Linked DNA regions of Homo sapiens: regions 1 and 3 are each linked to region 2. A link is a contact called in ENCODE Hi-C or POLR2A ChIA-PET data. All regions are on one chromosome and are shown on one strand. The core of a region is the stretch at or near the end of the contact, and the rest is flanking DNA. Distances in the headings are between cores, read along the strand shown. Region 1 has its middle 18 kb from the start of CD2AP. Region 2 has its middle 31 kb from the start of ADGRF4. Region 3 has its middle 26 kb from the start of TNFRSF21.

What was found. A loop is a pair of places that touch in the nucleus more often than their neighbours do. ChIA-PET counts read pairs that join two places held with the same protein, here RNA polymerase II (POLR2A). Pooled maps may share reads with other maps.
Region 1: a loop to region 2 is called in a pooled map of right cardiac atrium, with 1.8 times the contacts of the local background. The contact joins two enhancer-like sites. A Hi-C loop is called at or near these places in 3 of 37 single-sample maps with no recorded cell type and 7 of 50 pooled maps. POLR2A ChIA-PET finds 5 or more read pairs at or near these places in 4 of 52 experiments (A673, H1, OCI-LY7 and 1 more).
Region 3: a map with no recorded cell type shows a loop between it and region 2 (2.2-fold over the local background). The contact joins two enhancer-like sites. A Hi-C loop is called at or near these places in 3 of 37 single-sample maps with no recorded cell type and 1 of 50 pooled maps. POLR2A ChIA-PET finds 5 or more read pairs at or near these places in 2 of 52 experiments (A673 and OCI-LY7).

Annotation. Positions count from the first base shown.
Region 1 is chr6:47,457,812-47,461,749 of GRCh38, reverse strand. No RefSeq gene overlaps it. Among named protein-coding and RNA genes, the nearest start is that of CD2AP, 18 kb to the left of the region's middle. Within about 2 kb of position 1,294, at least 10 of the 41 ENCODE cell types and tissues checked have a DNase peak (open chromatin) inside an H3K27ac peak, as active enhancers do.
Region 2 is chr6:47,727,207-47,731,104 of GRCh38, reverse strand. No RefSeq gene overlaps it. Among named protein-coding and RNA genes, the nearest start is that of ADGRF4, 31 kb to the right of the region's middle. Within about 2 kb of position 1,909, at least 3 of the 41 ENCODE cell types and tissues checked have a DNase peak (open chromatin) inside an H3K27ac peak, as active enhancers do.
Region 3 is chr6:47,333,502-47,337,402 of GRCh38, reverse strand. No RefSeq gene overlaps it. Among named protein-coding and RNA genes, the nearest start is that of TNFRSF21, 26 kb to the right of the region's middle. Within about 2 kb of position 1,767, at least 3 of the 41 ENCODE cell types and tissues checked have a DNase peak (open chromatin) inside an H3K27ac peak, as active enhancers do.

The sequences.
Region 1 (3,938 bases), core at 45-2,544, 270 kb after region 2:
CTGTAATCCCAGCATTTTGGGAGGCTGAGGCAGGCGGATCACAAGGTCAGGAGATCGAGACCATCCTGGCTAACACAGTGAAACCCCGTCTCTACTAAAAATACAAAAACAAAATCAGCCGGGCGTGGTGGCAGGTGCCTGTAGTCCCAGCTACTCGGGAGGCTGAGGCGGGAGAATGGTGTGAACCCAGGAGTCAGAGCTTTCAGTGAACTGAGATCGCGCCACTGCACTCCAGCCTGGGTGACAGAGCAAGACTCCATCATAAAAAAAAAAAAAAAAAAAGTTGGAGATTGTCTCTCAAATAGCAGAGTCTGAGCAGTCAGATGAAATGAGGAACTGAAATTTAAGAGAGCAGCAATGCTGCTGAGCACATGTGTTTAATAATCACCAAACACATTTGGAACCTTTATTAAATATACAGCTAAATATGCCTTACCACAGGCCAACATGTATACTAATGTCTCTCTCATAGAAGTATAAAGTGAAAATTCTCAGTAAGAAATGAGTAGAAATGAACTGAGGCTTTCTCTCTGAGAAATGTATTGTGAATACGGCTCTAACTGCAATTGTATCATTGACCCCTCTGAGCATATGTCATTGAATTGGCCTGTGGATTCCCAGAGGCTGAAGGAATAGGTAGAAAACAGTGTATTCAGCCCCTAGGTGACCACAGTGCAGCATCCTGGTAAACATCTGGTGATTTCTATGGCAATAAGAGATTTCTGGGAGGGTAGGATTTTTTTCTTTTTGTTTGTTTGTTTGTTTGTTTGTTTGAGACACAGTTTCGCTCTTGATGCCCAGGCTGGAGTGCAGTGGCACAATCTCAGCTCACTGCAAACTCCGCCTCCTGGGTTCAAGGGATTCCCCTGCCTCAGCCTCCCCAGTAGCTGGGACTATAGGTGTGCATCACCATGCCCGGCTAATTTTGTATTTTTAGTAGAGATGGGGGTTTCACCATGTTGGTCAGGCTGGTCTCGAACTCCTGACCTCAGATGATCCACCTGCCTCGGCCTCCCAAAGTGCTGGGATTACAGGCGTGAGCCACTGCGCCCAGCCGGTAGGATTTTATTCTTTACTATTGGCTCAATGGTAGCTTCAACTCTTTGTAGTTAGGTCATTCATTGATTAGAAAAACAGATGTATAACTTTGTGTGGGAACACTTAAAACAAGTCCTTTCTCTCACACACACACACCACACACACACAAAGAGGCTGCCTTCAAAAGTTAATCATTGACTAGAACCAGGAAGACAGCTCCCAGCTGCTCTCATTAATACAAATATGTACCTAAAGAAATCTACCTATCCCTGCATGATTCCCTGAAGCATTCATTGGGTGTGGAGGAAGAAATTGCTTCAGGCACTGAGTGATCTGACCCATGACCAGAAACCTGAATCCAGCAAAGGACAAAGTTGCGCACATTGCGTCAGATACAATTTCTGCCATTTACCAGGAAGAACTAGGGGAACCAGGAGAAGGGCCACCTGCTTGGGGCGGGTGAGTCCAGGCGCCCAGATGACTTGGGCCTTTTCTAAGAGTGACCGGAGGAATGCTACCGTGGGACTGTGCATTGAGGTAGCTGGTGATTTTCCTGTGCCTGTAAGGCCCAATGTAAAAGCTTTGCTTTGTCAGTAAACCCCCTTTTGCATCCAAGATGCTGGGAAATGTGGCTGTTGGCAACAGATATCAAACAGAATAATCCTGTTGCTGGGATGGTGATCTCTGCAGCCTGCTTTCACATTACTGAGAGGCTCAATGCATCTACTCAAAAGTACTTTCTGGATCCCTCCTGAAGTTCTTTGAACGCAGAGATATTCTGCGCTGTTCTGTGAGCCTCTAAGTGCTTCTTTATCAAGGGTGGGGGTCGGGGGAGCGCATGAAATGTGTCTGATGGAGGTGAGGGAAAGAAGAGCCAGAAAGTTCACTGGACTAGTGGATTAGAGGAGTGGTTCAATTTACTGTTATTTGAGGCAGCAGAGTCCCTTTTATTTTCCCAAATGAAATTTTATGCACAGCCATCACATAGAAAAGCAGAACTTTGTGTATTTGAGGCTGGATTTTGGGGATAAGCCTCCTGCTGGACTCTGAAAGTTGACTGTCTTGAATTTTGAAAACCACTACAATTGAGATTCATTCCTTTAAAATAGCAATTGTTCTCCTTTCAAGTTGAAAACCTGTGCAATGACTATGTCAAGCCAGAATCTATCCACAATTTAATGCCTCTTGGTATGAATTAGTTTAAATTAGATTTCTTTTTTTTCCTAATAACTGAAATAAATGCACTAAAGAATGTTAATGAAATAGAGGGAAAATAAAATTATTTTTGAAGCATGAGACACTGGTGACATAGGGAGACATATTAAAATGTCTTGGGAGGGGGTTTGAGCACTGGATTTGGTTAGCAGAGCTATACAGTAGAATACTGTAATCATGAGGAGTGACTTATTGCCACTTTCTGTGGCACTTATGCCATTTATTGCCTCTGTGACCTTGGTCAAGTTACTTGACCTCTCTGTGCCTTGGTTTCCTCATTTATAACATGACCTCATATCTTATAGGATTCTTTTGAGATTCAAATATATTGATTTTTTTTTAAGTCTTAGGACAATGTCTGACACATAGTAAGTACCTGTAAGTGTGCGAAGTAACCCTTTTTGAATCAGGGTTCATAAAACCTGTAGGTGTCTTTGCCTTAAATGTTACACACACTAAGGCAGTTACACAGAAGTTATCATTTCTCTGACACTAGCATGTAGTTTTTTGCTTTACTCAGACACAATGTAATAAAAGTTGGTCTCGGCTGAGGGACAGAGACAGAGTAAACCAGTGACAGAATAATAAAGAGGTACATCTGAGACCCGTTAACCACAGCTCTGTAGATAAAATAAAAATGAAATACTAAAGAAGATGTTTTAAGTTAAAATGTTTTATTTTAAGTTGGCATAGTATTTAATATTGTATTAGAAAACTCTTATGTATACCTTAACTGTGGTCATCACATATAAACACATTTTTGCTCTTTTCTCATTTAATGAGAGATACATTATTAGATTACTTTATTTATGAAAGAAAGCTTATCAACAAATTTTAGAAGCTATATCATGCTTATTTTTCAGAAGCATTTAAGGAGAAAATGTAGATAAAATTTAACTGTTATAGAATAAAAAATTAATAAATGATTTCATAAATTGGTTTTTGGAATTTTACATTTTCCACTAAGGGAAAATCAACTGTTCTGTTTTAATTTGTGTTTTGTTTATTAATGATGTGATCGCAGAAGTTGTAAGCACCTCCCTGCAAATGACACATTGTGTAAGTAGAGGTGTCTAATGTATGAATAGCCATGGTGGCCATAATCCTTATGATAGTTCTATGTTTAACTTTGATTTTTGAATCAATCAATACCTTTGGATCTGTTTTTTAAGAGTTCGCTTTGGTAACTGCATCTTATGGATATAGAGAGGATCAGTCTGAAATCAGCTTAGAGAAGTATCATATTAATGGTTCTCACTGATATCTTGTTCTTTGCCATTAGTGTTTCTCCAGTTTCTAGGTTTTTAACAAACAACCCATGATGAGTATAAATTTAACAATATATAACTAAAAATGATCTAAAGCTGTATATTGATCAAAAACTTATAGCAGCTAGTAGGTCTTAGCTGAGTGATAAACCAAGTGACAGAGTAATGAATAAACTCATCTGAGTTCCATTAACCCAATCCTATAAACTTTTAAATAAATAGAAATGGAAGTAGATCCTTTAACAATCTGTTCTCCTGTATTACTGGTTCAGAAACATTTCACAGTTTTGCATAGAATTTAGAGGTTTTCAGAGCAATAAAGCCTCAATTTCTTGAAACAAGTGTGGTAAAGAGAAAATACTTCTGCCTACTGTCATTCCAATGAATGCATTGCAGTGTTTCCAAAGGCAACAAAAA
Region 2 (3,898 bases), core at 660-3,159:
GGAGAAATTAAAGAAAACCCATTGACCAAAAGACTAAGATGGAAGGGTAAACTATGTTGATGAATTAAAGACAAAAATCTGCAAAGATATTAACTTCCTACAAATTCAATTTAATTCCAATCAAAATTCAGCAGATTGTTTTTGTGTATATTGACAAACTGTATTTAGACTCATCATTGCATAAGGTTAGGCTTAGGACAGCAAAGTTTTAAACCTAACTCTGCCTCTTTAGGCTCAGGACAGCAAAGTTTTAAACCTAACTCTGCCTCTTTCTATGTGACCCAGACCAACCGACTTCACCTATCTGAGTCTCACTTTCCACTTCTATTAAAGTGGAGATAATAATGTCTCCCTCACAGGACTCCTGTGCAGATAAAATTGGCAAGTTAAATAATGTTTTTCAGTTATCTACTCCTCATATTTCCTATTTGTCTCTCTCCTTCTGTAAACTATAAGCTCTTTGAAGACAGGGACTGGGTTTTGTTCACAATTAAAAGTCCAGCGAAGATGCTCAATAAATTTTGCATCAATAAATGTGTTTTGAAATATACAATAAGAAACAGATGGCATTTCAAGCAAATATTGTGCAAGAAGGAGCTCCTGTAGGAGATAAGAAGGGTTTCCTAGTAAGTGGGCAAGTATGTGATTAAGGTATCTGGGAGCAGACTCCTACTCAAGTCAGGGAGGGATCTGGGAATCAGTCCCTGGGGAAAAGGAAAGACTGGAGCAAAGTGAAGGCCCAGATTTATATGGACTTAAAATCAGAAAGGAGGATCAATACATGGCACAGAGTCGCTATTAGGGCTGGTACAATATGGAAAGTTGGCTCCAGGAGAATGGTGGAAGCCCTGTTACAACTGGGGCACATGATCAAAAAATAAGCAAGGAGTTTCATTAGATATTGAATCACTCAGCTCATAATGAAAAAGACTTCTTATACTTCCTTCTGAAGGTCAAAATCAGTCCTAAAGCCTAAGGCGAGGTTGATCCTGAAGTTTAAGTGAAGTGAACTTCACTAGGGAAAAACATTTCTTCAGAGATTGGGGTCTAAGCAGAATCATTACATATTGGAGACCCTTATATACACATTGATTAAAACATAAAAAAAAATGAAATAATTGTTTTCTTTAACCCTATTGGGGGGACTTTTTATGTGCAGGTCTTCTCCACTTAGCTCCCTTTGGTGACAGGGCTGGACAGCAGCAGCAGGGGATGGAAGAAAGAAGCAGCTCTTCCTTGAAATCTTCTGAGACCTCAACAGAGGAAGCTTATGGGAATGGACAGGAAGCTGGACTGAGCTCACTTGCCTAGAGGACTATTCCTATGTGGAGTGAGCAGCTACCCAACTCCCAGAGCCCAGACGGGCTGAGTAGCCAGGGCTTGACTGGCCATGAGCACTGCCTAAGGGGTCTAGGATACTTCACAGGGTACAGTAGCCAGACCAGGAGTGGGTGGTGACAAGTGATCTCAGGGGGCTGACCAATGGAGCAAGGTCCAGCCAGAGCATGGGACAGCATCCAAGAACCAAGCTGCCCAGAGGAGGTGTGAGAGCTCTGGTCTTACAAGGTACAACTCAGATCAGGACACTAACCACAGCATGATAGCTGTTTAGTAAACCAGACCCTGCCAATACAGGAGATAAAGGAAACAACAACAGGCTGAAGACACCCAGAACCCCTGGCTCATCTTCATCTCACCTAAACCAGGTTGATGGTAGCAAATCCCAGGTCCTAATCACTGCTGTGCATGAAACTCTGAGCATGCTTTCCAAATTATTGGCATTGGCTCAAAAATGGGCAAAGCTGAGCTGGTAAGTAAAAGGCCTCATTATAACAGTGCAGAAGCTAGGAGGTAAGGGCTAAGGTGAAGATTCTAGGCAGACAGCATGATTCAGAGGTGACTCAAGTAGACTGTAGTAGGAAACCTTAAGCAGGAAGCCTTGAGTCTGCAGCTTAAGCCACTGCTTCAGTGTCTACGGTGAAAGATTCACTTATATTTGAAACACTTTTCTTTAAAAAACAGAGAGCAAAGATTAGACAGGAAATAACCAAGAAAGACACGTGACCTTACCCCAGAAAGACAAAGGTGTTCTTGTGGATCCCAGGTGCCTGGTCCAGCCCCATTCACCAAGACTGACTTCCTCATAGGAATATTATTGCACTAAGAAGTCCTTGTGAAAAAGAGACATGATTGAAACATCCTCTCTGCAGTTTTTCTTTGTGACAACAGCAGATCAGGGACTTGGAGATTCAGGATTGATTGCAGCCCATTTTTCCACTCTGTCCATGGTGAGAGGTGAAGAAAGAGATGGACAGAAGAGTTATGACTTACATGACTGGTGGTACTCAGGTGTTCTCAGAGCTCAGAACATATTCCAGAGCCTGATTTATTTCCTGATTTCTTTACAATAAATCACTCTGAAAACCAAGAACACTAGAATATAGACTGCTTGTACACTAAAATCAGAGCTCCTTTGGAAATGGGTGGCCCATTCCTGGGAGGAACAATCATATCTCAAGGTGCATTTATCCTGGGTAGCCACATCAGCCCTGTGTTTTCTCTTTACATAGTTCCAGTAGCCTGCAAGGTCACTGATGGGTAGCTCTCTAATAATGGCTTAGTAACTCAAAATATTTGGATCCCAGATTTATTTGGCTGCTATGTGGCTTATTTTTTTTAAGTGAGCCCTACTTCCATTGAGCACATGTTCTCTGTCAGAAAATTTTCATAAACATACAGTCTATCGTGCAAAACATCAGACTATCAATTACTTCCACTTACTCTGAGCAAAGAATATCATTAGTATACCAAAAAAAATAGTTTTCTATGAATGGCATCCTTGTTCACATTCCCTGAAGAGCAGAATCTGAGATGGAGGTTTGTTTGCATAAAGTTTATTGGGGAGTATTTCTGAGGGGGAATGAAAGCAGCCAGATTGGGAAGAAGGAAGAGATGAACTATGAAGCAATGAACAGTGGCCTCTGCTGATCCCACAGGAAGCTCTGGAGCTGAGTGGTCCTTCAGAAATGTTCCAAATTGAGCAAGGCCTTTATGGTTAATGTCATTCAATCATTGCATGCAAGCTGACCTTGGCATGATATAGAGAGAGGCAGTTTACTTCAGTTCTTGGAGGACAATGCTTAGGGTGTGATGTGGTTTGTCCCCACCCAAATCTCATCTTGAATTGTAGCTCTCATAATTCCCACGTGTTGTGGGAGGGACCCAGTGAGAGGTAATTTAATCATGGGGTGGGTCTTTCTGGTGCTGTTCTCATGATAGTGAATAAGTCTCATGAGATCTGCTGGTTTTATAAAGGGATATTCTCCTACACAAGCTCTCTTGCCTGCCACCATGTAAGACGTGCCTTTGCCTTCAGCCATGATTGTGAGGCCTCTCCAGCCATGCTGAACTGTGAGTCAATTAATCTTCTTTCCTTTATAAATTACCCAGTCTTGGGTGCAGCTTGAGAACAGCTGTAAGCCATTAGCCAGCAACACTCCTGGCAGCTGGGGGAATGAGTGACTTGATCCTGAAAGGAAGGTCATGGTAGTGCCTCACCACATCCACTGTAATTGGTTTCTTCAAGATAGTTGCTTTGAGAATATAAACGGATGGCCATTTTCACAACAAACTCCTTGCAGTACAACACTGCATCATGTTTGTCTTTATAACTACTACACTATACTAGCTGCTCTGATGCTTTTTGCAAATAGCTAACTTCAACAAATATTTAGATTGGAATTGCCTGAAATAAAATCCACCCTATTATTGGCCTATTATTTTGAAAATGGAAATAAAAGACCCCACAGTGGAGCTAAGAATAAAAAGCTTGTTTGTGCAGACTTGTAATGATAATAATGCATTGTATCCAACTTTTGTTCCAATAAATAAATACATA
Region 3 (3,901 bases), core at 518-3,017, 390 kb after region 2:
CTGTCCCCTGTCTTATAAGGACCCTTGTGATTACATTTATAGCTCACTAGATAACCCAGGATAATCTCATCTCAAGATCCTAAGTTCAGTTACACCTGCAAAGTCTCCTCAACTCAGTTACACCTGCAAAGTCTCCTTGGCTATATAAAGTAACATTCACGGGATCTGGCCATTTAAGATGTGAATATTTTAGGGGGAGGTTATTCAGTTTACCATAACCATCCATGGTCTGTTCCCACTTCCACACTTCCTCAGGTAGACTTCAAAATCTGTCTTTGTGAATCTTCCACTGCATACACCCTTAACACCCTTGCCCTGTCCCCTTTCTGTTATAAGCTTCACCCCTGTGTAACCTAGCCCTCCACCTCCTACATGTCTGCACCCAGGCAGCTCAACAAGTCTGGACTGAAACACAATTGTGCTAGTGGGTCCCACCTGACATTTTAAACCCCAGCTCTCAGGCAGGCTCTCAGTGCTAAGGCAGAATTCTTGACATAGGCAGGGCACAGACAGGCTGGGGTGAGGTAGAATAATTCAGGCTTGAGATAATTCACAAAGCCAATGAATGACAGATAGGAAGGGTTAAACAGGGGTAAGAAAATTCTACCTGGATTTAAAAAATGAATTTTGAGGAACATTTGCCCTGATTGTGAAGACTTTGTGTGTGAAGACTTCTTGGTGATGAAATTCTAAGGCAAAGTGAAAAAATTGTGCAGCCAGCCCAAAACAAAGGAATCAATTCTAAGTCTGCTAAGAAGCTTGTGGGAAAAGGTCTTGTAAGTACAGGGCTTAACTTAATGGGGGAAGACAGAAAATGGTAAGATAAACACAGAAGGAAAAAATGTAATGCCAGGTAGAGAAAAATGCTGATAAAGGCAAAATAGGAAAGTGGATGGAGAATGACAGGGATTGCTATTTTAGAAGGGGGGCCAGAGAGGGCTTCTCTGAAGTGATGGCTGTGAGTGGAGGATACAATGAAGGAGTGAGAAAGGAGATTGGCAGGCAGAGAGAACAGCAAGTGCAAAAACCCTCAAGGCAGGGTTTGCTTGGCAAGTTTAAGGAACAGCATGGAAGTCAGTGTAGCTGGAGCAGAGGGAGCATGGAAGGGAGTGATACGTGAAGTTGGAGGGGATTCCAGAGGTCACACCATGGAGGGGCTTTGAGGACTTCTCGTCATTGTTTGGCTGCTCCTTTGATGGGGGAGACATGCCCTTCTCCCTGTATCCACCGAGAGTCATACTGCATTCAGCAATAGCCTGCTCATGTGTTACCTCTGCCAAGAAGCCCACTGGTTTCTCCTAGAGGCATTACTGACAGGCCTCCTGCATTCTCCCCTGGCTCTGGGAGTATGTGATGGAAAACCAAGTGTTTTTCTTACACACCCAATATAGAATACGTCACCTCTGGTCACCAAAATGTGTGTGGGGATTTTTTTTCTCACACACCAAAAGCAATTTTCCAGTGAACACTGTTAAAGCAAACTAAATATGGGCTGAGAAGGACTCCGTAATTTTATATTTGAGACCTGGTGGATGAACTGTAACCTTATTAAGATAAGCAGACAAGTTGAAAACCTAACTTAGGACTATGTGCCTGTAACAATAGCTGAGTCTTGGCCAATCCCAGAGGCCATATTTCAACCACTCGTAGACTGCTAAGTGTTCAAACTGTGTTCAAATAAAGCAAACACCAATCTGTAACCAATCCAGCTGTTTCCGTACCTCACTTCTGATTTCTGTATGTCACTTCCCTTTTTTGTTTGTAAATTTGTTCTGACCACGAGGCACGCTTGTAGTCTCTCTGAATCTGCTGAGTCTGAGGGCTGTCCTATTCGCGAATCATTCATTGCTCAATTAAACTCCTTTAAATTTAATTCAGCTGAAGTTTTTCTTTTAACACCAGCAACTGGGTGTCCTATAATTTAATTCAATAATGACACTATCTACCTGGAATTAGAGTCAGATTCCACAGGTTAAGGGCTCAGTCCCACAAAACTGCCCTCCAACTTCAGATGCCCATCACAATTAGTAGGTCACCTATACTTGTGACCAAACAGCTGTAAATCAGAATTCCTCCTCCTTGAGTTTGATTAATTTGCTAGAGAGGCTTACAGAACTCAGGGAAACAACCTACTTAATCTACGCATTTATTATAAACGATATTACAAAAGATACAGATGAAGAGCCAGATGGAAGAGATGCATACATAGGGCAAGGCGTGTGGGAAGGGACACAGAGCTTCCAGGCCATTTCTGGGTAGGAGTCTCTACCTATTCAGCCACCTGGAAGCTCTCTATACCATGGTCCCTTTGGATTTATATTGAAGCTTCATTACATAGGTGTAATTGATTACATTTCTGGTCATCGAGGATCCATTTAACCTTCAGCCCCTCTTGCGTTCTCTGAGATCAGGGAATGGGGCTTAAAGTTTCAGCCTTTAGTCATATGGTTGGTTCCCCTGGCAAACAGCCTCCATCCTGAGGCTATCCAGAAGCCCACCGAAAGTTGCCTCACTAGAACAAAAGATGCTCTTATTACCCAGGAAGTTCTAAAGGATTTAGGAGCTCTGTGTCAGACACTCGTATCACTCAGGAAATTACAAAGGTTTTAGATGCTCTGTGTCAGGAACTAGGGTCAAAGACCAAATATTAGAACAAAAGATTCTCCTAGCATCTCTATCTACAAGATAGAGCACTTCTATCAAAGCAGGAACAGAGACCAAATACATGTTTCTAACTAGATTGTGGTATTGCAAGTACCTTACCTTGGGGGAAGCTATCACTTCTCAAGATCACAGTCTTTGTATAGGACAAAGTTACCTTCCCATGAGAGTTGAAATGATCCATCCCTTCCCAAGCCCCAGTATCTGAGTCACCACCATGTAATAGGATCTTTTAGAGGATTTGCTTTTTCCTCTTATATTTGAAAAACAATTTTGCTTCCTTCTCCATTGTCTGGTTCTGTTTACATCTTATATTTTTGCCTTTTTATATAATTCACATTCTTGGCATTTGGGGTGGTAAGGAGTTCACAAGTATAGGAGGGGTCAGGGAGGAGGAGGGGTGAGAGAAGAGGGAGGAGCTTGGACAAAGAAGCTGAGAGCATAAGATCAAAAGAAGAGTAAAGAAACAAAATAGAAAAAAGAAGGGGCAGTCTGATCCCTGGGAAATCAGCTCTCACACCATTGCTGTCCATGGGAGTGGGACTCCTTGACTCCTGCCTGCTGTAGCTAAAATGACAGAGGGCTGGGGGGCTCATATTTGAGGATACGAAGGGTAAAAATGAGCCTCATGTTTTAAATGCAGTCATTAAAATGGTTAACATTAAGGACTAAAAAGGCAAAACCCAATGTTAACAATAACAATAATAAAGATAATATATAACTTTTTTTAATGGATCTCATCACTCTGGTGTTTTTTTTTTATTATTATACTTTAAGTTCTAGGGTACATGTGCACAACGTGCAGGTTTGATACATAGGTATACATGTGCCATGTTGGTTTGCTGCACCCATAAACTCGTCATTTACATTAGGTATTTCTCCTAACGTTATCCCTTCTGAGGCCCCCAAACCCTGACAGGCCCCGGTGTGTGATGTTCCCCACCCTGTGTCCAAGTGTTCCCATTGGTCAATCCCCACCTATGAGCGAGAACACGCAGTGTTTGGTTTTCTGTTCCTGTGTTAGTTTGCTGAGAATGATGGTTTCCAGCTTCATCCATGTCCCTGCAAAGGACGTGAACTCATACTTTTTTATGCCTGCATAGTATTCCATGGTGTATATGTACCACATTTTCTTAGTCCAGTCTAACATTGATGGGCATTTGGGTTGGTTCCAAGTCTTTGCTCTTGTGAATAGTGCTGCAATAAACATACATGTGCATGTCTTTACAGTAGCATGACT